2 separate regions of the Homo sapiens genome follow, and region 2 is linked to region 1. The links are chromatin loops, found by intact Hi-C in ENCODE. Cell type or tissue: Calu3. All regions are shown on one strand. Each heading gives the region's core, and the rest is flanking DNA. Links, peaks and the distances in the headings are about the cores only.

What was found. A loop is a pair of places that touch in the nucleus more often than their neighbours do. Peaks named below come from ENCODE experiments on the same cell type or tissue, not always from the same donor. Only the 100,000 strongest peaks of a DNase experiment are listed, where the experiment ranks them.
Region 2: a loop joins it to region 1, with 3 times the contacts of the local background. A loop is called at or near these places in 2 of 110 quality-filtered maps.

The regions. Positions count from the first base shown.
Region 1 is chr2:19,793,698-19,808,852 of GRCh38, reverse strand. No RefSeq gene overlaps it. Among named protein-coding and RNA genes, the nearest start is that of LINC00954, 68 kb to the left of the region's middle. In Calu3, for the core only: no CTCF peak of the experiment used is centred there; a DNase peak (open chromatin) is centred at 7,302.
Region 2 is chr2:19,530,780-19,545,934 of GRCh38, reverse strand. No RefSeq gene overlaps it. Among named protein-coding and RNA genes, the nearest start is that of LINC01808, 69 kb to the right of the region's middle. In Calu3, for the core only: no CTCF peak of the experiment used is centred there; DNase peaks (open chromatin) are centred at 4,644, 4,944 and 7,394.

The DNA of each region.
Region 1 (15,155 bases), core at 3,908-11,907:
TCCTGTTGGGGCTCAGGGATGTATTGAGAACAAGGAGAGATAGTCTAGGGAAGTGGCAGGTTTTGATGCTTCAATCTGCTACTTATTCTCTGACTATCAATGCTGTCTTGGCCTGGGCACTCAATCTCTTGAAGCCTCAGTTTTCTTATCTGCTAAAGAACAATTCTTTCTGGAGGGGCTGTTGTTAGGCTTAAATGATGGCACGTGATTGGTGCAACTTACTGTTAGTTATTCTCATTGTCTGGGACAGTTTCTTGAGCTGTTAAGGGGAAATTGTCCTTAGACGTCAGGCCATCTTCTCCCGTGTAGGGTTGGGGTTTTCTCTTTCAGAGGCACTTGCATGTGGTGGAGTTTGGGAACAGAACAGGGTGATCCTGCCTGCTGATCCATCTTCAATGCTTGTTCCGTGAAGGAGAAGGGAGCTTGTGAGAGAGTGGCGGTGACATCACAAGACACTGGCTGGAGGTATCGTGGAAAAGCTTACATTTTGTTGGGGAGAAAGAGAGCGGGCGCAGCACTAAGCTTGCCTAATAACTCTTCTGATCTTGGGGGCTGTTATTCGTTATGTACTTTTTTTCTCCTTAGAGAGGAAAAGGATGCTGAAGGTGCCAGAGCACTGTCGTGGGCAGGCAGAGATTTACTGCCCTCACTGTTTTCTGGGTTTCCCCCAGTCCTTGTCCAGCCTCTGAGAGCCACATGGGGCCTGCCAAGCCTCCTGCAGTCAGTGGGTTCAGGCAGGGTGGAGGCAACCCTTTCAGGTTTCAGCAGGCACAGGCCAGTGTTTTTGACCATCTTTTCCCCAAGCTCTGTTTAAATATCCACCGAGCTCAGCTGGCCTGGCCTTCGGAACCAGCCATTGTGCTCTTGGTGACTCACTCACACCAAACCTCCCCTGGAAATTCTGGATGAAGTGGGTTCCAGGGACATTTTCAATTTTATTTCCACTGGTAAAACATTTGGTGTTTGCCTCATGCTTCCCTCAAATCCCTGGCTCTCCAGTGGAAACTGCCTCCTGCTAGCAGGGGGTGTGCGGGGGCAGGACTTCTCTCCCTCCCCACACTGGCTCCCATGAACCTAAAGACCAGGAATTCTCTGATGGCTGGGAACTCAATCTCTCAGAGTCACAGTTTTCTCATCTGTTAAATGGGAATTCTTCCTAGGGGGCATTATTGTGGGCTGTGTCTGATTTGTTCCTTTACCCCAGCACTTGGCAGGGTGTACCAGGGCCTTGTCTCTTGTCCCTGGAGTGCTTGCCATCTTTTCCACTCAACATCTCACTTGGGTTTACACAACTTGCAGGAAAGGCAGGCTGGGGCCAGCACTGAGTCTCTGGACTCACCTCCTGCTGGGAACCCTCTTTTCTGGTCCTTTCTTCTCCCTCACTCCTCTGACCTTGGCTCCTGTAGCATCTCTTCCACTGACCCCTCCAAGGCCTTGTCCACTGGTCCCTCCAGGGTCTCTTCCACTGGTCCCTCTAGGCAGCTGCTTTGTGAAGCTCTCCTAACCCAAGCCCAGCCTTGGGTGTCTCTGCCTCAACTCCCCTCCATTAGCCTGAGGATTTCCTGTGTCCAGGGCCCAATCTGATCAGTTCCTTTCTCCCTAGCCCTTTGGTCTTGAAGATCCTTCTTTTTCCAGGTCCCTTTTTAAAAATAAGGCCCTAAGAGAGAAGAGAGTATGAGTGTGAGAATAAAGTTGGGCAAATCCCCGGAGAGCGGGTGGGGAAGGGGCTGCCAGCTTTGTGTTGACTGATAGAAAGTCCTTCTTTCTGCCAAGCAGATGTCTGACTCCAGGAAGCATCCGCTAGTGGCCCTGGATCTGTCCTCCGAGGCTCTGAACAAATGTCATCTCTTATTCTACACAAGCAGTTGTCAGCTGGAGCTCCAGTTCCCTGGGGGACAGTCCAGGGGAAAGCTCTTTTTGGGAGGCTGAGAAGTAGCAGGCTTGCTGTTCCTGGGGTCCCCTCTGGCTGGTCCACAAGGGCCCTCTTCACGCTCCTCACGTGACCTCCCTTAGTGCAGGGTTGAAGGAGCAGCTGGCTCCTAGACACCAGCTTCCAGCCTTCTGTGGCATTGCTGTAATTATCTCACTCCCACTTAATCTCTACAGCACCCTCATGAGGTTGAGGACACCTTGGCCCAAGGGCAGGCCAGTGACTGATCCAAGGCTACAGAGGCAGGGAGTGGGGAAGCCATCCCAGCACTCTACTCTGCATTCTTAGCCCAGGGTGCTTGTTTTTCTTCCTCCTCCTCACAACATACCTCCCCTACTAGATTTACCCAGAGGCTGTGGGAGAGTGGGGGCCCTAGAAGATGAACCCCCTTGCTGCCAGGCCCTGACCATGTCTGCCTCCACCTTCTCTTCCCTTGAACTTCCTTTCTGACCCTCATCTCTCCTTAGACTCCGGTTTCGTGTTTGTCTCTTCCACATCACTTTATCAGGTTTCAAGGTCTGGAAAGAGCAACACAGTGAGTAAGTTGTCTGGCAGTGCTGTGGCACTTGTGTGACCCAATCCAGATGCCCTCCTCCCGGCTTGAGTCCCCATCCCCACCTGCCCACATTCTGAGTGCTTGAAATCAGTGTGGGTCCTGGCGGCATCTCCTGTGACCTCTTTTGCTTTGCAGGAGGCTTGGGGAGACCACATCACAGGGGATGGGGCTGAGAGCTTGTGGCCTCCCCAGCATCCTCTGTCTTAGGTCACTCTGTCCTCCCTAAGCCCCTTTTTCTCAGGAAGCTCCTGTTAATATGTTCCATTTCTTATATCAAGCAACTGTCCTACAAACAGCGTTGTTGGTAATTCATGGGAACGACTGTTATTTTTGGAGGCTGGAACTTACGAAGGCTAGCCTAACACCAGCTGCTTTCTTTTTTTTTTTTTTTTTTTCTTTTTCAGCTTTCCTCATATTATTATAAAAATTACAGAAAAATATTTGGCTCATCATGTTCAACAATATATGTGGCTGATTCCCTGTCATTGTGTTAATCCTAGAAAAATAAACGTTTTGGCATCTTGCAGATTTTCCCCGGGTGGAGGGGAACGTGGTCTCCTCTGTGTATTGAAGGCCGTTAAATGTCTTTCTCCATAGCGCTGTGCCTAGGAAGATGCAGGGGGTTTAATTGGACTGGGTCGGCATTAAACATTGCAGTGTCTTGGTTATGGCTGAGGGTCGGGTTAGTTAGAAGCTGTACATAATCCTTGGGGATCTGGGCACCGGGAAATGATGGCCTTGAAGACCCAGGTTCAAGGCTGGAATAGGGAACTCAGTTGAGGTGGGGAATGCAACCAGACTTATTTGAATGGGAGGAGAGGAGTCTAGATGCGCTTCTGAAGATGCAAGGAAGGTTAGTGATAACAAGATCCCTGGAGGGCAGTTCACCTGATACAGGCCATGATATGGTGATTTTTGCTGAAACTTTGAAGCAGTCTCACATTCTTTCTTTGATCAGGGCTGTGAGATAGGCAGAGCAGGTGCGACCATGTCCATTTTATGGATGAGAAATGGAGGCTGAGGAAGGAAGAATCACTGGCCTAAAGCCACAAAGGGACTTGGAAGTCAAGTAAGGAAGGAAGTGAAGCCTCGTGATTTTGAGGCCAGCCTTCTTCCCTCCTCACATCCTCTACCATTTATCTGTATGCTTGGCCATTCATACCCCATTAAGGGAGTATGTTACCCCATTTTCTCTACTGTTGGAGGCACAAGCAGATAGCTGTGTCCTGGTGCGGTTAAAGCAGGTACTAGTCTTCTTTTAGCATCTGCCCTGCCCACTCATGAACTAGCACCTTCTTTAAATGACAGGTGCCCCCAACTGCCAAAGCCTGGGCTGCCCCCAGCTACCCCTGGACTTGGTGGGAGCTTGGCCCTTTGAAACCTACAGCCCAGCCTTCTTTCAGCACAGCCCAGAAACATAACTCTTATTTCTGGCTTGTGGGTCTGTCCCTTTGAAGGCAAAATTGCTGTTTCCCTCCTCGAGGATCAGCTGAACCAAAGCTGTATTTCAGTTTATTGACTTGGCTTGAACAGAAAACCACAGGTGGGGAAAACACAACCTTCCCGGCTCAGGGCCCATTCCTTTGGGAAAATGGGGAAGGAAAAACTGGCCTTTTCATGGCCACCATCCTTCTGCCATGAAGGAAGTTATTGCCAGGTCTGAAAACTGACCCAGACTTTCCTTGGAGCCATTTGTGGCTCACAAAATTGCAAGAGTTTCCTTCAATTGGTTGTAATGTTCCTTGGAATTTACAGTCTGAGATGTTCCCTAGGGCACTGTTCTCTTGCAGGATCCCCACATGTGATCCTCACATTGTTCAGGGGAGCAGGGCCAGGGAGAGGCAAGGATGGGCATATCGGGCCTCTCTCCAGTTATCTGTGGGATTGTGCAGGGGTCTTCACCGTGTGTTCTCAATGCTCTGGGAGTTTTGAACTTGGCTTCTAATTCAGTTGGCCATTTCCAAATTATTTTGTTTCTGTGGCAATAGGCAGAGCTCATTCACTGAGTTAGAAGGAGGCTTAATGGCGGGGAGTGATGAATGCTTTGGGAGCATCCATTTGTTTTTCATCCATCTCTCAGTCATTTACCTCTGAATTCGTTCACTGTGTTCTTTCATTCCTTTTCCTTCCTTTCCTCTTTCCCTCCTTCCTTTAATCATCCATCTATGCATGCATATATTCATCTCCTACCCATCCATCCCGCCATGCATCCAATCTCCACTTTTAAGAGCTATTTCCAACCAGTTGGCACAGATACACACTAATTTACAGAATATGTGTACTCAACAATATCTATTACTTAAACCACTTCAAAATATGTAACCTTTATTTTCTTACTCTTTAGGTCACATTTTTCTGGAGCATAAATTTTAACCCAGAAATGAATTGATCAGATTTTCCTTTGTCATTAAGAAGGCCATTTTGAAATATCATTTTATAAGAAGGCCATTTTGAAATGTCACTAAGAAAGCCTTACACACGGTTCTTGGCTGACAATCATTTATACTTTACAAGTGTTTTGTTCTTCCTTCTGAATTCTAAGCATGGCTGCAGGGCCTTGGCCTGACTCTCCAGTCTGATGACTATCAGTCCCCAAAACATGCTCCAAGTTCTTGTCATAATGTTTTACTTCTGGCCCCCAGGACACCATATACCCTTTCATGCCTTCATACCTTTACATATGCTGTGCCCACTACCTGGAATGCCCTCACTCATCTATTCACATGCTGAGCTCCTTGCCACCCTTCAGACATCATCTTGGATGCCACTCCTCTGTGAAGCCTTCCTTGTACCTCCAGGCAGTGTGAGAGTCGCTTTTGTGTTCTTATTGCTCCTGTTACATTGCATTCATTTATCTGTGAGCTTCTTGAGGGTAGGAATTGGGTCTTGGTCTTTTTCTTATCTCTTCCGTTAAGAATAAATCTGTACAGACTGAAAGCAAGTCAATTTTAATGGAGACTGGGAAGATAATGGATCTCAATAAAAATTTTATTCTTAAATCCAACAAACATGCTTTATGCAGAATGTTGCTTTGAGTCTGATGTTACCTGGCAAGTATTCCAAGTGTGAGTGGGTACCTCGTGGATCCTGGGAAGGCTGTGAGGCCAAGGCCTCTCTCTTTACTTAAGGAATTTACTGCCAGGGAATTGAAGCTGTGGCTGACAGAAGTGCCGGTGCTTCTGAATTGTAGCCGACAGTTTAAATGCACAGCAAATGCACTAAGAACAGCATCTAAAATTTCCTGATTTTGAGGATGATAAAAGCCAAAGAAAAGCCATCAAAATAGCCTTGGCTTACCCCACACTTCCTTTACTCAAGGCGACGCCTTTGCACTAAACCACTCTGAATGAGCTGGGGACCTGGCAGGAACAGACGGAAGTAACCGTGGAGAGTTTAATGGAGGGGGGGGGCCTATTTTCAAAGTGTGAGAAGAGCAAGGGCCATGAGCAAGGGATGGTGAAGCCCTCTGGGGGCGGTGGGTGGTAGGGGCGGACAGTTGCAGCCACCGTACCTGTACTTGCAGCTGTGGGGCTCAGGAGAGGCTGCCTGAGAGGAGCTGGGCAAGTAGCCTGGTCTTATTCACCTCCTGCCCTCTGCTATAGTGCCAGTACCTTCCACTGGCCAGACCCAGCTGGAGGACAAAGGGCAAGGAAGCCCATTCTTCCAGCCCCAGGTTGGCCTCCAGGCCAGAGAACAGTGGAGGGTGGGTCCAAGGGGTAAACAAAGCATCCAGCATGAGCTCTCTGTACATGGGCAGTGCCCACCTGGCCATCTGCCCATCAGCATGCCATCTGCAATGAGCAGACTTACTCCCAAGCACCACCTGTGCCCTACAGGGGCCTTCGGTACAGGGTTTGCTTTTATGGGTCCATGTAGGGCTTTGAGGATGGGCTGTTGTATAGTCTGGTAGAGGTTAGTAACTTCCCAGGAGGACACATTGCTTGACTGGCTGGGTAGCACCCATAGGAACTGTGATTTTTTACTCTTTGCCTTTTCCGGGAGATGCAGCCAGGGAGCTTTAGCCTCAGGAGTCAGGAGGGGCAGGGATGGTAGGAGCAGACAGCTTGGCCAGAGATGGAGGCCAAGGGATTCTCTTCGTAGAAACTCTTTGGCATGCTCAGTAACCTCCAGGAATGTACGAATTGCAGGAGAATGACCTGCTCTCAGCCTGGATGTGTGGGGGCTGAGAGGAAAGAAGCTGCATGGTTTAGTTAAGGCATAGAAGTTTTGGGATTAGATAGACATGAGCTTAAATCTTGGCTCCAATGTTTAACTTTGTACAAGTTGCTTAACCTTTCTGAGCCTCAGTTTCCACAGCTTTAAAACAGGGATGACAATTCTGACTCTGCAGGCTTATGGTAGGGCCTAGAGAAATACATGCACAATGACTATTCAGTGCCTGACATGTGGATTTCTATTAAATATTAAACACTCATTCAAGCAAAGCTGACTACCTAATCTTGTGCCTACTTTGATCAACGATCTCTGAAACATCCTTGCTTTTGGCGTCCCCTAGGTGAACGACCTCGGGAGAAACTAAGGCAGCTCAGGAGTTATAACAATGTTTAGGCCCAAAAATGGACTTGTTTTTAACTTTCCCACAAGGCACACTTACTAGAAAAAGTTGCGGAAAATTCGATGCTTGGTTTACAGTCCCAAGAACATGAAAAAGCTCTTCTGCCAGTTAAAAAAAAAAGATGGATGTTGTTTCTTGGAGAAGGAATGTCGTACAGTGGCTCAGGAGGAGACGGTGAGTCAGACGTGCTGAGAGCCGGGCCAGGCTGTCCCCTTGGTCTGGCCTCTGTGAGTCAGCACTGCCCACGAGACCCAGCGGGCAGCATGCCCAGAGGGCTGCAGAGCCAGGTGTGGTCCCTGGCGCGTGCAACAGCAGCTGGATGGTCCTATCACCCTCTCCTAGGACATCAGAGAATGTGTTCCTATGTCAGTATTGTCAGCTGTGGCCAACTTGGGCAGTTGCCGATAGGATCATGCCCCTCCTTTCTTTTTTTCTATATAGGGTCCTATTTCTAGATCAAACTCTCAACTTTCCTGTCCTACTTTAACTGCACATTCCTACAGCCAGCCCAGAAGTTTTTCTCCCACTTTTTGTCTTTGGGGACCTGTTGGTGGTGGCATTTGGTCTAGCAGAGGTCGGGCGGAAGAGAATGTTCTATTTTGGGGGCTTGAATGGTGAACAGTGAATGTACCTGCAGGAGAGCCTTCCAGCTGCCCCAAGGGTTCCAGACTGTAGAAAATCAGAATGCAGAAAGCCAGACATTGAAGTGATGAGAGGGAGAATGCCATGATGGTTGACAAGATGTCTGGGAAGGCTTCACAGGGGAGCGTCTTCCCAAGTAGGCTGTGGGAGGTGGACGCAGCAGGGAGGGCAGGCTATTAGGGGATCTGGTTCCAGGCCAGACTTAATGGCTGTGTGGCTTGAATATGGAGGTTGACCTCTCTGACCCTGGTGCTCCTCATCTGCAAAACGGGGTCAATAGTTCTTACCTCGCAAGGTTTTGCGAGCATCACCTTCAATAAAATAGTTTATGTAAAAGTACATTGTGATCTACAAATTTAAAAAATAAATGTTGGATGTTACTACTACCAGATAAGAAAGAAAAGATCAGAGAATAAGTGGCTTGCCAGAGGTCACATGGCTGGTATAGTGACAGCCAGGACCCAAACAGAAGTCTCTCCTTTCCTTTGTTCTGTGTTGTTTCAGTTTTTTTCCATCTGCGTGGAAGTCACTCACAGAATGTTTTAATTAGCTGGTGGCTTGGCTCAGGGTGTGGGTCTTTGTGGGTTAACTGGGTATGTTAGCCTCTCTGGCATGCAGCTTCTAGAAGTGGGCAGGTGTTAGCATGGCCTTCGAGAGGCCTGTCATGGGCAGGGGGTGCTGTGGCTCTGGGAAGAACTGTACTCCAGAGGTAGATTTCAGCTGCGAGTGCTGACTTGCCCCTTTCCAGCACCCCGCAGCTGGGATCTCCTGGTGGAGCTGGGATCTGGGGTTGGCCATGTCTGCCTAAGGGCAGGTTTGGAATCTGTTTCATGAAAACTCCCAGCATGGAGTGGTGGTCCTGATGGCAGCGGCAGGCTCATCCATTTGCATAGCATCAAATGGAAATGTCTAGATGAGCTGCCAGGAACCCTGGGGGCTGGTTGTCCCCTGGAGGCATGCTGCTGGATGGGCAGAAGGTTCATAGAGTGTGCTCCTGCCTGGTTCATTGCAGTCCTCCGAGTCAGGTGAGAGCACTTATATTTCCATAAGTACTGGAGGTAAACAACCTGGGACAGGGACTGGGGTTTGGGGAGGAGCAAGCCACCAGGCTTTCTCTAGGCCTGAGTGAGGCAGTGTGCCTTTTTCCCAGGATAGAGACAAGCTTCTGTCCTCGGACAATGCACAACCTCCTTTATACCAAAGGCTATTCCCTGGTCTTGCCTCCAGGCTTTTGCACTGCAGGGAGCCCGTCTTTGGGCTGCCCTCTGCACCCCTTCCCTATCCAGATCCTGTGTAGTGAAGGAGCGTGGGCTCTGGAATGAGATGCACTTGGGTTCAAATCCTATCTTTGACATTAACAGACCAGACAACCAGAGAACTTATCTCGACCTCAATTTCCTTATCAGTAAAATGGAATTTATACTTCCTATCTTCTAGGGTTTTAGTAAGGATGAGAGATAATGCATTTATATTGCCCAGTGCCCAGTAGATGCACAATAAACAGTCGCTGTCACCTTTGTCATTCAAGGTCCAGCCCCAGCGTTGCCTCCTCATGAACTCATCCGAGACTGGCTCCACCACCTCCCTTTCTCTGACCTGGATTCCCTGTTCCAGGGCTGCAGGACCTCTATCCTGGCCACACCTTATTGCTACTATTCCTAACTCCTCTCCCTTGTCCCTCCCCCGGAGCCTTCTTCCCTTCCATCATAGCACCCATTATGCTGTTTTGGACTCTTCGGCTTTTGTACAAGTGCTGGAGTGACTTTTATTCATGCCAGTTGGGGAAGCTCTGTGGGTCAGGAGGGGCCCAGTCAATGGCTCCCTGCTCTGCTGTAAAACTGTGTTCCTTATGGAGCTGAGCTTCTGACCAGCATCCAGGTCATTTAGGATTGCAGAACCCAGGTGGTCAGAGCAGGGCCACTTCAGAATCTGGCTGATCCTTTTCCTCAGGACCTTCAGAGGAAGAGAGAGAGATTGAGGTCCCTGCACCCATTTCAAACAGGACACTTGGTGTGACTGAAGAAAGGGACCCACTAAACCAGGGCTTAGAGCATGTAACAACTCATTGTGGGTTAGCATAGAGCCAGGGCTAGAACCTAGCTCAAATAGTATCACCCCTTAATCCCCAGTCCTTTCATTCTTGTGAGATTCCCTTTCCAGTAAATGTGAGTTGAATGCACAGATGTACAGATGAACAGTTGCATGGATGGAGCTTCCAGGGAGACATAGATTGGGAGTCAAGTAGGCCTGGGTGCTTAGAGACAGAGTGATTCCACTTGGCCATACATGGAGACCCCATAATCTATCCTCACACTGTTTCAACTCAGTTCCATGAACAATCCAGTGGGATGGGGTGGGGCAGGGGTTTGCAGCCAGAGAAGTAAGGTGGTTGGATCCATGTTTCAGAAGCATCCCTTTGGCCAGGCTGGAGCAGGTGGGTTGGAGTAGCAAGGAGGAAGGGACTCTTGAAGGAACATGGAGGAGGGAGGATGCAGCCTGGGTTGTTCCATGCACTTCCGGATGTTGCTGGCTGGCCCCTGAAGAGTGGAAGCCTTAGTCAGGCCTGCCTGTGCTGCCTTCAGGTGAGATGTTATCAGCGTTGCATTGAAGGCTGGGTCTTGTTTCCAGAGGCAGGAACACAGTCAAGGCCAACACTCTGTTACCAACTGGGAGTTTGGCATTGCTGCCCCTGTACCACAGTGGAGCCTTCAGCCTTTCCCACTGCCTCTGCTCCTTCCGAGGGCTGAGCTTGATCTGCGGGACTGCTCCATTCCATGATCAAATGAAATGTCTCTCTGATGATTCTGAAACAGAGCTTAGGTGTGGGAGCCTGAGGCCAAAGGCCTCCATTCTACCCCGATGGGCTGGAAGATCTAGAGTCTAGTTTCCTCACCTGCAAAACTCGTGGAGATCTGGACTCAATCAAATAGACATGCATCAAAGCAGGCTATCTATGAGTCACAGTGGGGCCTATGAAGGTGTAAAGGATGGTAGTAACTCTCAAAGACGTTTTGGTCTGATGGAGCAGATTTAAACAGAACACAGATTTCTATGGTACAAGGCAGAATTGCATCACAGCCTGCCAGAGATGTAGAAATGTAGCATTATGGGTTCTCAGACAGGGGAGATCACACCCTGCTGAGCTAACCAAGGAATGCTTCCTAGAGGAGATAGCATCAGGAGGTGAACTGATTGCAGCAGACAAGGGGACCTGTAATTCAGGCAGAGTGCCTACCGTGAACTGAAGTAGGTGTGTGTGTGGTGGGGAGACGAGAACAGGGTATGTATGTACTTTCAGCTACCTGATCCCACACACCATTTGTAAACCAGCTACAGTTTATTGGAAGCTTACTAGGAAGAGGTAATGACTCTACAAGGCATTCATAGCATTGCTTGTGTTTTACAGACAAGGAAACTGAGATCAAATGAGTTTAACTTGTTCAGCATACCATGATTGCTAATCTGCAAAACTTGGATTCTAACCCAAGTCAATGTGATTCAAAGTCTGTCTCCTTAACCACTCTGCCCAACGTTCCTTACAACTTTAAAATTCTTGCTTGTTTTATCCTTTCTGCATCCAAGGTCCTCTGTGACTTGGTCCTCGCCAGCTTTCCAAGATGCCCTCATTTGCTTTGCTACACACACATTCTGTTCCTGCACAACATCTGTGATCTCCCTTCAGATTTTTGCACATCCCTGGGGCAAAACACATGGACCTGAGGAAGAGCTGAAGTCAAAGGGACACATGTGCTCATATTGTGCATTGGCTGGACGTCCAGCTCCCACGAGATGGCTGGGCCCTGCACTTCTCTGTGGGCATCCCCCACCCTTACCCCCTATCTAGGCTGGACAGGCATTCAGAGCCTGTCATGGATGGGTTGGATTGATGGGTTAAAGATGCTATTTCTGACAGTGGTGTTCTGGCCATGTCTATAGTTCTGCCCTGACCTGGAGCTGGGAGCACAGTAAGAACTAGGTTGGTGAGTGTTGAGTGAATGAATGAGGGGTAACTTGACTGCCCACCATTGCTCCTTCAGCAGGGTTACTGTACTGGAAACAGGTAAGTCTTCCCTCTGCTGCCTTTCTTTATAGCAAGTTCCATGTGTTCAGTTGGTGTCATATTTCCTAGGACAGCTGGGGATCCCCTGAAATGATATTCTCCTTCAGTAATACAGTTTAATTAATTAATGAATCAACCACCCAATTAATCCAATAGATAAGTATCAACACCTACCATGTGCCCATCACTCTTTTATCCACTCCATGGTGGATACATCCTTGCCCTCATAGGGCTTACATTCCAGTAAAGTTAAGACCCATTTATTATAGATGCTCCATGGATCCATAAATGTCTGTTGGCTGATTTATCCTTATGTAATGTGTTAAGCTAGAAAATATTTAAATTTCTATTGTACTCATAAGCTTTGAACCACCTGATTACTGGTCCATTTTAGAGAGAACATTTACCCAAGTACTAAATCATCAAAAATTTGCAGGGAGACAGTTTTCTGATTCAGAAATCCTGGGCCCTCCCCTAACATCTGTGATTCATGCCGCTTGTTCCATGTAAAGCAGGGATTCCTGCTGAAGATTGCAGGATGGTTAAACTTGGCACCAATTGATGTACATGTTAGGGCTAAAACCTCAATACCGCAAGGCCATAGCAGGGAAAATCCATTAGCATATTCATGATTCCTGTGCCTTCTATTTATAGGTCTATTGTCAAAGCCAATGATTTTTCAGCTTTCACGGGACTTCCTCACTTACCAAGGATTTCTGCTGTAAAATAAGAATGTGTGAAATCCAAACATATTCTCGTTATACTTAGACACTCATATCTCCAGAAACCGTAGGCATTTCTAAAGTCTGAAAAAGATTACTGGGAAACAGAAACCCACATTCACGACTTGCTCATCGTTCTTCTCTACGTTTCACAATTGTTTGGTCTTTAACCAAGCAGTACAGAGGTGTGGCTACGAAATCAGAAATCGACTTTTCATGTGTGGTTTGGATAAACTTCCTTCTGGTGTAAAGTCATTATATTTTTAATTTAATTGTCCCTCTAGGCAGCTAAGAGGTGGCGAAGGCATGCGGGTTTCACATGGTCTAGTTGGCTTTGTCCTCTGGCAAGTGTGAAGTTGAGGCTAAGGGACGGCTTTGGACCCTGGCAGCAGTCAGGGGTCTGAATATCAAGGTGCTTTCCGCTTCTTGATGTGAGCTGTGAAATATTTCGTGGGGCTTTATATATACCATTGGGGGCCCTTTTCTAAAAGAACAAAAACATCCTCTCTTCCCCCCCTCATTTTACTAGTTGGGGTCTGCCTGTATTGGATTGCACATGCCCACCCAGGTGCTGGGCAGCTTGCTCAGAGTGGGGTCTCAACTCCCACCCTGGCTGTTGGCTAGAAGCGAATCTGGATTTCTTGTTCTTTCTCTGAGTGGGGCTCCAACATTTTGCAGCTGACGTGTTTGGAGTAAAAATGTTTACAGGCCCGGAGGAACATTAGCAACATTGCAAATGCTTTTTATTAAGACAAAAAAATGAAGCTGAATTATAATTGTGTGAATAGAAGAGAGTGTGAAAGTCTTTTATCCCTGGGGTCTTGAGGACTCAGATCTTTCTGTTTTGCTTTCTATATATATGGCTGGAAGCGGGAGCTTAGTTCCTATTTAGGGAAATTGCTGATGCTAATACAATTTGATGTTTATGAGCATCAGAACCATAAAATAGATACAAAAGAAATTCTTTGGGTGTTTTGCAGAGAAGATAGTCCAGAGATGATGAAAAAGACTTCTTGGAGGAAGCTTTTGATGGGTTTGGAGGATGAATAAGAGCTCAGCAAAAGGCAAAGGGAGATGGCTTTGATGGAGGAAGAGAATTCCTGGTAAAAGGACTAGGAAGAAAGTCTGATGGGGCTGTAGTACAGTGTATATGCTGGGGAGCAAGCGGGTCTCCAGCGTATGAAAAAGTGGGTTGAGCTAAGACTGTAGAGAGTTTTACTAATGAGTGTATATGAAATTTGTAATGGCAATGGAGAGTCTTTGGGCTTTTATTTGAGAGCCTAGGTTTTTTTTTTTTTTTTGGGATGGAGTCTCGCTCCGTCACCCAGGGTGCAGTATAATGGCGCAGTGTCGGCTCACTGCAACCTCCGCCTCAAGGGTTCAAGCGATTCTCCTGCCTCTGCCTCCCGAGTAGCTGGGATTACAGGCGCCCACCACCATGCCTGGCTAATTTTTGTATTTTTAGTAGAGATGGGGTTTCACCATGTTGGCCAGGCTGGTCTCTAACTCCTGACCTCATGATCCGCCCACTTCCACCTCCCAAAGTGCTGGGATTACAGGCATGAGCCATTGCACCTGGCCGCCTAGGTTTTAAAATAACAATTTGTTTGATATCCCTTAGATGCTGTTGCGATCTAAGGTGACTTCACTATCTGTTGGGACCTAGAGTACAAATTACACAGGGGGCCTGCCAGACTCAACATCAAGGAATCCTTGCCTGGACACTGAGGTTGGGCTCACATGATCAGCTAGGTCCACCTGCGTTGGAGTTTCTACCATAGCAATACCTGAATGGCATCTTCAGTGAGTGACTCTGGGCAATCTCTTAAGAGGATAAGTCAGCCAAACCCAACTGGTGATGTGGGTGGAATGTATTCAGAGTTATTGACAATGACATTGGCATCTTCATTGTTTCTTATGCGGTGTAGTGACAGCATATAACTCAGTGGTGGCCACAGACACCTCCCAGCATAGGGTGTCTGGAGCAGAGCCTCAGCCCTTGTCCTGCATGTTCTCCTCCAGGCTTGCCGCATGCTGGAGTGTAACCGTCCACACAGCTGGCCAGAGCCATTCTCAGGCTTTATTACTTTTCTCTGGGTCTTTTCTAGATTCCTCCTCTTCCATCATATTTGGGTGAGTACAGGAAATAGCAGAAAAGCTGATAGGACAGACAGATGTGCTGGATATCTGGAGACTGGCAGGAGAACCCCTTAGCTTCAGTTTCCTGAAGGACTTCCAGAACCTGTGTAATCCCTGAGAGGCCACCTTTGCTGCTGACCCTGCTCCTAGTTCCAACACCTTGGTGGGCTGCTTGATGTGGAGCTAAGTCGGCGGCTGGCAGCCCCTTCATTCCCAGGCCTATAAAATCTCTGCAGCCAAGTCATTTGGATTCCCACATCAAGAACAGTCACATTACTGAGCAATAACCCCGAAGTGTAAGGTTTATCTTATGGAGTCCAGGCTCATGTCTGAGTGCCTTAACCTGGGCTTGGGCTATGTGAGGAGTGGGTGGAGCCAGGGTCTGGGTATGATGGTCAAAGTGGTGCTGATTCCAACCTGGGTTCTGTTTAGTTTGGTTAAACTCTGAGGTGCATTTTGATTAAATTAGAAAGCGTTCATAGCACACTTTGTATAGGAAAAGGGCCTGTGTGGGATTTTTTTATGCCCTA
Region 2 (15,155 bases), core at 3,148-11,147, 260 kb after region 1:
TACCCTGATTACCTTATTTAACCCTAATTACCTCCTGATATAGTTTGGCTGTGTCCCCACCCAAATCTCATCTTTAATTGTAGTTTCCATAATCCCCATGTGTCCTGGGAGGGAACTGTGGGAGGTAATTGAATCATGAAGGCGGTTACCTCCATGCTGTTCCTGTGATAGTGAGTGAACTCTCATGAGATCTGATGGTTTCATAAGGGGCTTTCCCCCACCTTTGCTCTACACTTCTCCTTGCTGCCGCCACGTGGAGAAGGACGTGTTTGTTTCCCCTTCTGCCATGATTGTAAGTTTCCTGAGGTCTCCCCAGCCATGCTGAATTGTGAGTCAATTAGACCTCTTTCCTTTATAAATTAGCCAGTCTTCAGTATGTCTTTAATAGCAGCATAAAAATGGACTAACACACCTCCCAAAGGCCCCACCTCCAAATACTGTCAAAGTATGAATTTGGGAACTAAATTTCAACACAGGAAATTTGGGAAACATATTCAAACCATAGCAGTACCTGGCACAGTTTAAGTACCTTTAATAAAATTGGTTTCTCCCAGTGGAATTTTTCAGTTCCGTTTTCCCCATCCCTCTTGCCTGGAATCCTTGCAGTTTTCTGATTTTTAAATTATGTGATATGATATGTGGGAGGTGCTTTAAAGCAGTGCTACTCCAGCTATGGTCTGTGGCCTGTTCTCAACAGGATAGGTGTAGAAATAGAGTAAATATTCATATGATTATGTCACAAATGAATAACAAGTTGAGGCCCAGCACAGCACTTGTGTGTCCTGCTTTAAAATAGTCTGAGGGGGAATAGGAGGGGTGGAGAAATGGAGAGAAAGACAGGTGAAAAGTTTGGCCAAAATATTGAATATTGGTGGCTGGTACATAGGGTGGGGTTCTCTACACTATTTTACTTGTGTGGATATTTGAACATTTCGATAACAGGTTCTGAAAGTTCCTACACAAACTTCCTTTGAGATCTAGCTTTAGCCCTGTTTTGTTGGGGATATTTTTTCTATGCATTTTGTTTTTACTGATCTCTTACTTTTAATGACAAAGTTTCATGGTGACTTATGTTTTCGTGTGTGTGTATACACTCACATACATATATAAACACATTTATACATATGTATACATATATGCACACATATATAATCTCCAAATTGAATATAAAGTCCCTGAGGGCATATATCCTGCTTCATATTTCTGCTTGCCCCATACAAATTTTTTAAAAACATGGAGATGCCCAATCATTGTTTTGTGATGGATTTAGATTAGGTTTTCCAACTTGTCTAATGTTTAACAAGGTACTTGTTAAAAGCACAGATTCCTGTGCCCCTCCCTGGAGATTCTGATTTGCTTGGCCTAGGGTAGAATATAGCCAATAGATCTGCCAAGAAACCCTTTTTCCTTAGAGTCAGAAGACCAGTTTTGTTTTATAATGTCCTCTATTAAAGTGAGCATGCATTTAGAGGGGGAAAGTCAGTTCCAACATGGACTGAGGCTAGCTGACTAGCACTCTCAGTCTCTACTCCTCCATCTTTGGCCCAGGACAAAGAGTAATAATCTGGAGTTGAAATGGGAAAATGATCGTGGTGAAAGTGGTCTCTGAGAGACAAGATCAAAGAGAAAAAGATAACTGATTTTTAATCAACACTGAAGCTATTTGTTGTACTTATATGTCAATGGGCTCTGAAAATCCCTTCAATAATGTCCTTTCAATTATTTAAACAACTTTCACTATGACTCAGCAACATGGAACAAGTACCCACAAAAAGATCATGAGCCTAAGAAGCAAATACTCTATGAGGGTCTTGATTAAAGCTTATAAATAATAATAGACATAATGGGTTCCATGCATTGGGTGCCTATGCATCAAGCACTATGTTAAATGACAGACATGCTTTGGTTCTAGTACAGTTGAAGAAACCAACACTTCAGGAGATTAAGTGGCATGTCCGAGTCCACACAACTTATACATGACAAAGCAGCTATCTGAACCCAGAACAGTTTGGTTTTAAAAGTCATCTTTCTAGTATGCCACATTGCTTCTTTGCATGCCCAGTACCTTGCCAGGGCAAGAAAATGGGGAATTCTCAGTAAACACTGGTTAAATGACTGAGTGAATATTGCACAATGTTAGGTTTTGGTTTGTTTTCAAGCCAGTATTGGAGGCCAGAATGCTCAAAAGCAGGATATAGAAAATTTAGAGGAAAAGTCTAGAAAAAAATATTTGTTTAAAGAAAAGAGAATAAAATGTTAAAAAAGTAATACAAGCAAAATAAAGATTTAGAGGAAGAATGAATTGATTGGTGTTATTAAACAGAGAGGAAAGAGCTAAGGAGCCCTCTAAATGGTCCTCCTGGTTTATGAAGTGAGGAGGAGAGTAGCGAGCAGTGGATGCATGGCTGGAGGAGCAGGTGGAGTCTCGGGGAATCACTGCCATGCCTAGGACTTACCAGGCTACTGGGCTGAGGCTTGTGGAATGGTTGACCATGGCATTTTGGATGGCAACCAATGCTGACTGCTGAGAAATGTACAGGGAAGGAAAGAACTGCAAAACTCACTGACAGCTCAGCTCATGATGCCTCATTCTTCTGCCTGCCCTGTACGTATATTATCCAGTATTCCACCAGTCACCTCTTCCCAGCATCAGTCTTGTCTATCACAACAACTGGAAATACCATTATCAGAATATAATTGCATTTCTGCAAAGAGGCCTGAGTCTCAGTGGATAATCTGACATCATAGGCCATGATGGATCATCTCGGACCATATGCCCTGAAAGACACACATACCATCCTTAAGCCAAAGATGATGTCACATGCACTCGTCTCTCTACTGAAGCTGCTGCCGCCAATAGGTTAGGTTCCTAATGAAAGCATGGAAAGGAGCAGAAAACTAGTATGTGTCCACATAAACTGGAAGCAGTGGAGTTACCCCATTAGTCAGCGATGGCCAGGGAATGAGTTGGTAAGGAGAGGCTCAGTTCTCACCTCCTTGACCCCGCATGAACTGTAGGGCTGGCTCTCTTCCTCAGCCTTCCTGTTTATTTTATACTCACACTCTTCCTTCCTCCCCTGACCTCTTATTTCTTTTGGAATAAAGCAAAATTAAATCTCTTCATTTTAACTGGCTAGTAAGTAAATAGGAATATTATTTTTATTACATGAAAAAACAAAACAAAGTGTTTCCACCTGAGGGTGAGCATAAATCTTTTGATGATGAAAGTCATCAGGCCTTACCAGGGCTATCACAACATTCCCTTGATGTCCCAGCTGCCTGGATATGCATTTGGAGCTCTTCTTGTGCTGGAAAATGTAAGCTAATATTCCATAAGAAGATTAGTCGAGTTCCAGAGAGTACAACTATGTGAAGTTTCTGATGCTCTTTCTCCAAAAGATAGCCATTGGGTGGCAAGCTACAAACAGACAACAACTGAAGGGCAGGGCAAATATTTTTGCTTCAGGCGTTCTGCCTGTTGAAGTGGAAACCATCTTTCAAAGCCTTCTCCAGGAATCTCAGGTTCTCCAGTTGGAACTGTCTTTGCCTCGTCTCGTTTTAGGTAGCACTCAGTACTTAGAGCACTGGCCAGAGGCTGCCTCGACTTAGCAAACGTAATGCCATGGCACATTCACATAATGCCTTTCCCTTCCCTTTGGGCTTAGAAGACAACCTCAAACCCCAGCGGGCACTGCATAGGTGTTTCGTGAAATCTAACATTTGTTTCAGAGTATTAGAGAGCCACAGAAACCCCTCTGAGTAATTACTATGGCAGTAAATGGCTCAGCTCCCTACTACCTGAAACCCAGGAGGATCTTGGTAGTATTGCAGCTTGAGTTTGAAGCCAGCTGTGACTGCACCTTTTTTTCTGATCAACTCACATTAGCCTCCAGAGGAACCTGAAACTCCTAGTGCAGAAATGCAGGTGATCACACACTGCCACCATAGGGAAATGGCTGTCACTGACACTATTTCAACATTCGGAAGAGGTTCCAGGTAAGTGGAGATACAATAATAGTTTCCAGAGATGCAGAGAATGCTGCCGGTCCAGTGATTGTCCCCATCTAGCTGGGGGATAATGAAAAGTGCCCTTTCTTTCATTCAAATCGCTTCCTCCTGTTGGTTTTTTTTTTTTTCTAAAGAAGAGCACATTACCTACTCAATAATGCAAAGTTACAGCTATACTGTGTTTGTTAAGGAAGAAGCTCATTGTTCTAAATTTATTGTTAATGCTTTTTCCTTAGGACAATTTTATTACATAAATTTATAAAATAAAATTTTAAACTCACAAAGACCTATGTGGAATTTTAAATATTTCCTATAATTATCTCAAAATAACATATGGATTAGCAAACAGCCCAGAGTAGACGATACTAATGGAGATATTTACAGAAAAAAAAGTACACATGAAATATTGTTTGGCCAGGTTTAATACACACAGAATACACTTTAATACTTTCATATGGTCTGAATAATATCCCCATATTGATTTTTTCCTTGTTTCTACCAACTCCACAGCAAATGTACGACAATGGCTCATTGATTTATTGTGAGTGTAGCAATGGGTTTATAACGGCATGAATCATGCCGATTGCTCAATTCACCACATGCCTTAATAAAAGTTTTACTTTAATAAAACTGAACTAAGGCAAATATGCCCAGAGGCTGGCCTGACATTCCTTATACATTACCCTGCCTCAGGAAATTATTGCCATATATTTTACAGCAGCTACAGTAGGCTGGGGGATCAGGATTAAAATGTACTAACTACTGTGATATTTAACAGAACTCCTGTGTTCCCAGTTAACCCTCACAGGTACAAAATGAACAGAGCAATTAGGAGACAACACAGCGCAGGGAACAGAACTGGACTGGGAGGCAGGCAATTATGGATCAGCGCTGGCCCTTTTTACTCCATGTGTGTCCCCTAAGCTCTGTTCATTGGAGGTGGAAATATCTCTTCTGCTTCCCTTCCAGATTTGCTGTGAGCGTCAAATGAGAAAGAGAAAGTGCAGTGCTTGATAAACCACAAATGCTCTGCAAGCATTAAGTTGGCGGTGTCACCCTGAGGGACAGAGTCTGCAAGGCACACAAGCACCAACTCCCAGCCCTGTGAACTCTGTCTATGGCAAGACCAAACTTCCTGGTTAATAACAATGCAAAAATAACAGATATTATTCTATTTACAGATGTTTAGGGGTCAAAAAGTGAAAAAAGCCAATATTCTAGTAGTGTTACATTATTCTTTTATAAACTAAGCATTGTTTTTTGTATTCTCTAGTAAGAGTTGAAAACACCCCTACTGCACCTGCGTTTTGTTAGAAAAACTTCACCTGGGGTGTGAGAATGCAGGCCAAATGCATTGTGGGTGCTGAGGCAGTGAATTATCACCTGCTCATTATTGCTCTGGAAGAAATTATAGTTAGACTGTCTGTATACTATTCAGTGCTGATTGGTGCAATGTATATTAGTTCATAAGACCAAGGAAGCCTCTTTGGATTTGCTAATCAATACCAATCACTTAGGCCTTATTATAGAATATGTAGTAGCATAAAGAGGTGGTATGATCCTGTGCAAAGAGCTTGGGCTTTGGCAAAATTTTGACAGCTTTGGGCCTGCTGCATGATCTTGGGCCAGGTACAAAATCTCTCCGGGCCTTGGTTTTCATATCTGGAAAATGGGGGTTTTGTTGTTGAATTAACAAATGTAAAATGGGCTCATAGTAGACACTTAAAAATGCAGTTCCCTGGACCCACTCTCATGTATTTTGAAGTAATCCATCTGCATCTCTCTGAGTGGCCTGTCCCCCTCACACATAGCTCTTTTCTCTTCCCACACTGGGTCTCATTTCACGTGCACAGCAGCCCACTAGGGAAGGCCCTGCTATGCCCAGCATCCGCCTTAGGTTCAGATGGGCTTCCTCTCTGCTCCTGAAGCATTTTGATCACTTTCAGCTTGTGTTCACCACAATATTTGCCTTTCTCCCCAGTTAGAACCTGGAGGAAAGAAACTGTGTTTTGTTCTTCCCAACTTTGTTCCCTTAAGGTTTAACATTCTGTCAGGCACATAGATGATGGTCAAAATAGTAAGTAAATGACTGAATAAAGAAATGACAAATGAATGAATGATGTACAGCCAGTTCACATTCTCAAAGAGTATGTGCCTTCACAAAAGTGAACTTGATCATAAGTTTTGAAAATGAACTCAGGACATACTAGATCAGCCCAAACTCAATTTACAATTCAAAGTTGCTGCTTCTAAGGTAGGATAACAACAATTACACATGACTAGTATTTATTGAACACTTACTATGTGCTAGGCACTATGCTAATCACTCTGCATATCTCCTGTCGTTAGTCCTTGCAAGCACTCATGACCCATGCATTTTTATTATTCCCACGTTACAGATTAATACACTGAAGCTTAGGGGGGTTAAATAGCCTTCCCAAAGTTGCACAGCTGCCAGTGGCTGAGCTAAGATTTGAACTGTGTCTTTCTGATTCACAGACCTGCGTTCTAGCTCCCTTGTCGCCCTGAGAAAAGACCAGTGAGTCCTGATGGATACCAGTAACATTGACAGCCGCAAAGGAGTTAATGTTTGTATATACGGCTTGTACTGTAGTCTTATAGTGAACAAAACTCACTGTTACATAGTTGCCTATGTGAGTTCCACTTCCCCTGATCCGTGGTCTGAAGCTCTACCACTTTTTTTCTCATTCTCACCCAAGAGGGGCAGCTGAAATGAAACCCACCGTCATCAACCAGGAACTGAACTCTCAAAAGAAATGAAGAATCCAGGGGCAACGGCAGTCTCGCTATTCATTAATGGGTTTATTGAGAACTCTCTTGACATTGAGCTGTAACTACAACATTTAAGAAAATCTCAAATTTGAAAATAAATAAGTTGGCTGACATACAGACATTTTACATATGAATTTAATAAAATCAATTTTTCTTTTTGAAATATTTGGTAATCTCTAAAATATATCAACTGCAACCCAGGAACATTGTATCCCAAGTTGTGATTCATGAAATGAAACGGAAATGTATTATGTAATTCAGTGGGGAGTGTCCAGCACAGAGCTCATTAGGGCTGTTGCTGGTGATGTGGACTGCAGTTTGGAAGCTCTGTGGTTTGGGCACGCTTCTCACAGTCCTTACCTCCCCTTCCTCCGTGGACATTTTAACCAAATATCGTCACCCTTTTAAAAATATCATTCTTGAGCATTTTGCCCACAGATGAGGATAATTCAGGGGAAGACGTAGGAAAAACTCTGAATTGTTTCCTATCTCCTCTTGCTTTACCATTAACCTATCTCGTAATGAGTCAGGCTCAGAACTGACTCATGGCCTTTCTATGTAGTTCCTGGATCCAGACCAGGCCTAGCCCATATATTGCACAGGTGGACACCATGGTGTCATCTGAGGTGAATGCAGCCCAGAGGAGAAAAAGGGACTTCCCCAGAATCATACGGTTCTTTAATGTCAGAGCCAGAACTGACTCTGAAATCTCTGGATTTTTTTTTTTTTTTTTCAGTTCATCGCACAGCCTGAACTTGTAGTAAAAGCATAGTTTTCCCTACATATGGTAATTTCCATGAAAACAAATAAAAAAGTGAGGAAAAAAGCACTGATCTGTAAAATACTTTTCTTTCAATCCTATCTGAGATTTTATGGCACTTCTTTGTTTAAAATTTTTTTTATTGAGATAAAATTTACGTTGCATAAGATTTGCCATTTTAGCTATTTCAGAATTTACGATTCAGTGGATTTTAGAACATTTATAATGGTGTACGGCCATCACCACTACCTAATTCTAGAATTTGTTTTACCCCAAAAGAAACCCTGTACCTGTAAAGTGTTCACTCCTCCTCTCCCTCTCCCCTGAAACCCTGGCAACCATTAATCTACGTTCTGTCTCTATGGATTTACTTATTTTGGATATTTTATATAAATGGAATCATACACTTTGTGGCCTTATGTGTCTGGCTTCTTTCAGTCTGGTCCTTGCTTGGTAGTGGTGAATTCTCTCAGCATTAGTTTGCCTGGAAAAGACTGTATCTTTCCTTCATTTATGAAATTTAGTTTCAGTGGATACAAAATTCTTGGCTGAGAATTGTTTTGTTTAAGGAGGCTAAAAATAGGACCCCACTCCCTTCTAGCTTGTAGGGTTTCTTCTGAGAAATCTGCTGTTAATCTGATAGGTTTTCCTTTATAGGTTACCTGATGCTTTTGCCTCATAGCTCTTCTTTCCTTTGTCTTGACTTTATATAACCCGATGACTATGTGCCTAGTTGATGATCTTTTTGCAATGAATTTCCCACGTGTTCTCTGAGCTTCTTGTACTTGGATATCTATATCTCTAGCAAGGTTGAGGAAGCTCTTCTTGATTATTCTCTCAAAGACATTTTCCAATCTTTTAGATTTCTCTTCTTTCTCGGGAAACCAATTATTCTTAGGTTTGGACGTTTAACATAGTACCAAACTTCTTGGAGGCTTTGTTCAGTTTCTAAAATTCTTTTTTTTCTTTGTTTTTGATGGATTAGGTTAATTCAAAAGCCTTGTCTTTGAGCTCTGAAGTTATTTCTTCTGCTTGTTCAATTCTATTGCTGAGACTTTCCAGTGCATTTTGCATTTCTCTAAGTGTGTCCTTGATTTTTCAGAAGTTGTGACTGTTTTCTATTTATGCTACCTACTTCACTGAAGAATTTTCTTTTCATATCCTGTATCATTATTTTGATTTCTTTAAGTTGGACTTCACCTTTTTCTGGTGCCTCCTTGATTAGCTTAATAATCAACCTTCTGAATTCTTTTTCTGGCAATTCAGAGATTTCATCTTGGTTTGGATCCATTGCTGGTGAGCTGGTATGGGAGTGTTAACGAACCTTGTTTTGTCATATTACCAGAATTGTTTTTCTGGTTCCTTCTTATTTGGGTAGACTGAGGGAAGATCAAAGGGAAGATCTGGGATTCAAGGGCTGTTGTTTAGATTATTTTGTCCCACGGGGTGCTTTAGTGATGTGGTGTTCTCTGCCTTCCCCTAGGAATGGGGTTTCCTGAGATCTGAACTGCAGTGATCGTTTTTGCTCTGTTGGGTCTAGCCACACAGCACAGCTACCGAGCTCTGGGCTGGTCTGGAAAGAGTCCTGTGATGTGACCCATTTTCAGGTCTTGCAGCTGTGGATACCAGCACCTGCTCTTGTGGGGGTAGCAGGGGAGTGAAGTGGACTCTGTGAGGGTTCTTGGTTTTGTTGTTTAGCGCGCTGGCTTTGTATTGGTTTGGCCTCCAGACAGGAGGTGGCAATTTCAAGAGTGTATCAGCTGCAGTCCTATAGGGAGGATGCAAACTTGCCCTAGAGACACCTGGGTTAAGTATTCAGGTTTCTTAGGCAGTGGGCAGGGCCATAGAGCTCCTAAGAGATTATGATCTTTGTCTCTGGCTACCAGAGTGGGTGGAGAAAGACCACCAGGTCGGGGCAGGGATAGGCATGTCTGAGCTCAGCTTCTCCTTGGGTGGGACTTGCTGCATGTGGGAAATGGGGGTGTGGTACCCAGTTCAATGGAGTTACATTCCCAGGGGGATTATGGCTGCCTCTGGTGAGTCATACAGGTCATGAGGGAAGTGAAGAAAAGCCTGCAGTCACAGGCCTCATCCCACTCCTATACAGCCCACAGTCCTAAAGGCCAATCTCACTCCCACCATGCACCCCAACAGCACCAGGGCTGAGAGTTTGAGTCTATTTCCGGGCAGCCAGTGACCAGGGCTGAGAACTTGCCCCAGACCACGAGCCTCCCCCATTGAGAAAGCAAGCAGACTCACAGTTTTTTGGCATCTCAGGGAGTCTGCAGTGGTAATCCAGTTCCTTCAAAAGTCTGTGGATTCTCTTGGCTTTCTTGGTATGTTCATGTGGTAGTTCTTGGAGCAAAAGTTTACGATATGAGTCTCTACATGCTGCTCTGCCCATTTGAGTGGGAGCTGCAAGTTAGTCCTACTTCCTGTCCACCATCTTAATCCCTTCATCTCCTTTTTTGTTTTGAGGAAATTATTTTCTATTCCTAGCTTGTAGATTGATTTTTTTTAATCCTGGAAGGGTGTTGTATTTTTTTTTTTTTTTTTTTTTTACTGCTCTTTCTCCATCAATGAGGTGATCATATGGGGTTTCCCTCCTTTCTTTCTATTAATATAGTATAGTACCTTGGCTTCTTTTCTTATGTTGAACCACCCTTGCATTCTTTGAATAAATGCAATTTGGTCATGATATAAAATCCTTTTAATGTGTTGTTGGATTCAGTTTGATAATATTTGTTGAGAAATTTTGCATCTATATTCACAAAGGATATTGGTTTATAGTTTTCTTTGGCTTTAAAATCAGGGGAATAATGGCTTCATAGAATAAATCAGAAAGTATTTCATCCTCTTCTTCCAAGTTTTGGAAGAATTTGAGAAGAATTGGTGTTACTTTTACAAGCACCTTTAGTAGAGTCCACCAATGAAACCTGGGATTTTTTTTTGTTGGAAGTTTTTTGATTACTGATTCAATCTCTTTACTTATTATAGGTCTGTTCAGGTTTTCTATTTCTTTTTGAGTCACTTTTGGTAATTTTTTCCTTCTAAGAATTTATTCATTTTATCTTGGCTATCTTACTTGATTGCATATAAATGTTCGTAGTATTTTCTCATAATCCTTTTTATTTCTGTAAGCTTATTAGCAATATACCCACTTTTATTTGTGATTTTAGTAATTTGTGTCTTCTCTTTTTTCTGGGTTTGTCAGGTCAATTTTGTTGATTTGTTTTTCAAAGAATCAACTTTTTTTTTTCTTTTCTCTATTTCATATATCTTCACTCTTTTTATTTTCTTAATTCTGCTAGCTTTCAGTTTAGTGTGCGCTTCTTTTTCTAGTTCTGTAAGGTGTAAAGCTAAGTTATTGGTTTGAGATCTTTCTTTTAAGAAATATAGACACATAATCATATATTCTATGTAAGCACTGCATTCACTATATCCTATCAGTTTTGGTATGCTGCGTTTTTAGTTAGATTTGTCTCAAAGTATTTTCTAATTTCTCTGTGATTCCTGTTTTGATCCATTAACTGTTTAAGAGTGTGTTGTTTAATTTTCATACATTTTTGGAATTTTCAGATTTTCTTCTGTTACTGATTTCTAGTTTCATTCTGTTGTAATTAGAAAGGATACTTTTGTATGATTTCCATCTTTTTAAGTTTATTGAGACTTGTGACCTCACATATGATTATTCTGGAGAATGTTTTATGTGTTCTTAAGAAAATATGTCTCCTGTTGTTGTGTGGAGTGTTTTGTAGATGTCTGTTAGGTCTAGTTGGTTTATAGTATAGTTCAAGTCTTGTACTTTCTTACTGATCTTCTGTCGAGTTGTTCTACTCATTATTGAAAGCAGGGTATTACACTCTCCAACTATTATTGTGGAATTTTCTCTTTTTCTCTTTAATTCTGTCCATGTTTCCTTCATATATTTTGGGGTTCTGAAGTTAGGTGTGTATATATTTTTAATTTATATGTCTTCTTAATAAATTGGCCTGTTTATCACTATACAATATCCTTTTTTCATCTCTTGTAGCAATTTTTGGCCTTAAACCTATTTTATATGATATTCATATAGATACTTAAGCTCTATTTTAGTTATTGTTGTATGGAATGTCTTTTTCTGCCCTTTCACTTTCAAGCTGTTTTGTATCTACAGTGAGTCTCTTGTAGACAGCATATAGTTGGATAACTTTTTAAAAAATCCGTTCTTCAATATCAGCCTTTTAATTAGAGAATCTGAGTCTTGCATTTAATATAATTACTGATGAGGTAAAACTTACTTCTGCCATTTTGTTACCTTTTACTCCATATGTCATATTTTTTTTTTTGTTGCTGAATTCCTCCCTTACTGTCTTCTTTCGTGTGAAATTGATGTCTACTAGCATAACATTTTGATTACCTCTTTATTTATTTTACACTGCGTTCTGCGTTAGTTATTTTATTAGTGGTTGCCTTGGGGATTACAATTAATGTCTTCATTTATAACAATCTAGTTCAAATTAGTACCAAAATAGTTTCAATGGTATATAAAAATTTCCCCCTATATAGCTTAGTTTTCCCTATTGAATTACATGTTTATATATTGTATCCCAACTGACATAGATTTATATTTATTGTTTTATGTAGTTGTGTTTTAAATCACATAGGAAAAAAGAGAAGTTACAAACCCAAAATACATTTATTCTAACTTTTATATTTTTCTATTTATTTATCCTTACTAATATTCTTTATTTCTCCATTGGGATTCAAGTTATTGACTCTTGTCCTTTCACTTCAGTCTGAAGGATTCACTTTAGCATTTCTTGTAGAGCATGTCTGCTAGTATTAAACCCTCTCAATTTTTTACTTATCTGGGAATGTCTTAATTTATACTTTGTCTTAAAAATAGTTTAATTGAGATATAGTTCATACACCATATATTTTACCTGTTTAAATTGTACGGTTCAATGGCCTTTACTGTAGATATATATGTAATCATTACCAGAGTTTATTGTAGAACATTTTCATCACCTCAAAAGACAGCCCATACCATTTAACTATCCCTTCTCTCTGGTTTCTTCTAAATAATTAATAACAACATTTATTTTGGCTTATGAATTTTTTTATCATATAGTGTCAGAAACTCAAGCTATAATTTCAGCTGTAAAAGATCTTACACTGTATCTTAGGAGAAAAAAAACTAACAATTATGCAACAGCCTGGTTCTGTCACTTTTAAGCTTCAAGACTGTGTCAGGTTGCATTTTTTAAAGATGGCCACAATAACATATCTCATCCCACATGTTCTTCTGCAGTATGACCTCATCACTCCACCAGCAAGAAGTAGAGTCTGATTCCTTTCTTGAATCTGGACTGATCTCAGTGACTCATTTGTCATCATAGACTGAGGCAGACATGACACTGCATGACTTCAGAGGGTATGTCAGAAGAAGACTTGCATTCTATGCTTTCATCTCTTCTCACTGTCTGGTTGTTTCCTCTCAGAACATGTCCTGTAGGAACCCAGCCATCAGGCTGTGAGAAGCCCATGACCCATGGGCAGGCCATGGGTAGGTGCTCCAGTTGATAGTCTCAGCAGAGCTCAGCTTTTGCATTATCCAGCTCTAAGGACCAGACATATTAATGAAGGAGAGTCCAGATGATTCCAGCTACTTAGCATTCAAGTCACCGCCTAGTCAGTCCAGTCCTCCTAGCTGAGATGCAACTATCATGGAGCAGAAAGAAGATACCCCTACTCTGCTTGACCTTCAGAATTCATGAGCATAATAAAACAGTTGCTGTTTTATGTCACTAAATTTGAGGTGTTTATTATGCAGTAACAGATAAATAGAGCACAGACCTTGGGCAATTTATTTAATTCTTCTGTGCCTTAGTTCATTCTGTAAAATGGGGATGTAATTGTACTTACCTTAAAGGGTTGTCATTAAAATTAAATGAGCAAATGCATGTACAGCACTTAGAATAGTTCTTGAGACATAGCAAGGACTCAGTAATTGCTGTTAAATAGAGAACAGTTAGGAGCTAAAGGAATTAAGAGGAGGAGGAGCTGATATAGTTGAATCTGTCACCAAGGAGACCTAACTTGGGCTGAGTCCCAAAGGGTGAGTATTTTCAATATGCAGAGGTTGTCAAGGAGATTGGAAGGCTATGTGCTTAAGCACATGAACCCCAAAGTAGGACTGGCATATCGGTGGGACAGAACAAGGACCAGCATGAGTGGTGCATGTGTTGGGGAGGTGTGAGGGAAACTGAAGTGGTCGGGACCCTACTACAGAAGGCATCAAAGGCCGAACAAAAGCCTCTGAGTTTTCTGTAGCAGATAACATGGATCAAATTTCTCTTGTGGGATGTTATTCTTCCAAGTAAATTATCATTGTAATGATGGTCTCTACTCATATTCATCAGACTGTTCTCTAAATCTGTTGAAGCCCGTGGGTTCTAATTAAAATGGAAACAATGTGCAACACTGAGTAGTTGGTTGAATTTTGGTGTAAATAATTTATTCAAATTACAAATATGTGACTACTGACTAATGAGATGCATTGAAAGATTTGATGAGTTAGTCATTTCTGGACAAATTGGGTGTCAATGTACAGGTAGTTCCATAGTAAGAAGAGTCCCCTGGCTTTCTCCTTGTGGCAACCAGACACAACAAGACACCCGTCAGATCAGATCCCTGCCAGTGTTCTGGTTTGTTATAACTACTATGATGGCCTTTGAAGAAGCCTTGAGTAATTACTCCAATAGTTCTTAAGGTACAGCAGGCTGCTGGAAGTGTCCAGCATTCCTCCAATCTCTATCGCTGCCCTGACATGACACACACACACACGTGATTACTCTCCACCTGGTGTCATAAGAGTGTCAACTCTTATGCCCCTTTGGACTGAGACTCTCTCTTTCCTGTGGTCCTAGGAGTGACATGTGGAGGCAATAAAGTTTCCTTCAGTTTTAGCCATTTCTGGTGCTTTGTTCACTGCATAGTGCACATTTAATTGGAGGAAAAGAACCTGGCCTTAGTCTCATCTTCACAGACTAAAGCAAATGAAACCAAGGAGGCCTTGAAAAGGAAGGGTTGGATATCATGTATGGTATTTGGATAGCTTGGTCTGGTAGTATATGTCAGATGGGTCACAGGACCAAGACTGGAAGCAAGAAGAGAGCTTGCACAGTGCCTACTGGGCACGCAGCAGCTATTTAGTAAATATTTATTGAAAGAAGGAATTAATTAATTGTGTATGTCCAGTTGTGAACCTATGGAGAACCTATCTAGAATGGTGGCTTTAGAAAAAATGAAGGGAAGAGAGATTGCTATAGATTGTCTTTCTTTAAGAGGGAAAAACATAGATGAACCTGATGACAGAGCAAAGGTGAAGATGGCACTCTGGTTTTTGTCCTGGGAAACAGAAGTGGGGAAGAATGCAATGGGGAAGTAAAGTGCTTGGAAAGGTGACTCTGTGCCTCCAGAGTTTGTCTTTATATTCGCCACTATGACATGCTATACATGTCAAATCCAAAGGTTTGAAAGTTAAAAATGAGAGAAATAAAAGGAGGGTTGTTGTCCTATTCCTGAAGGAAACATGCAGTGCTTAGATAAG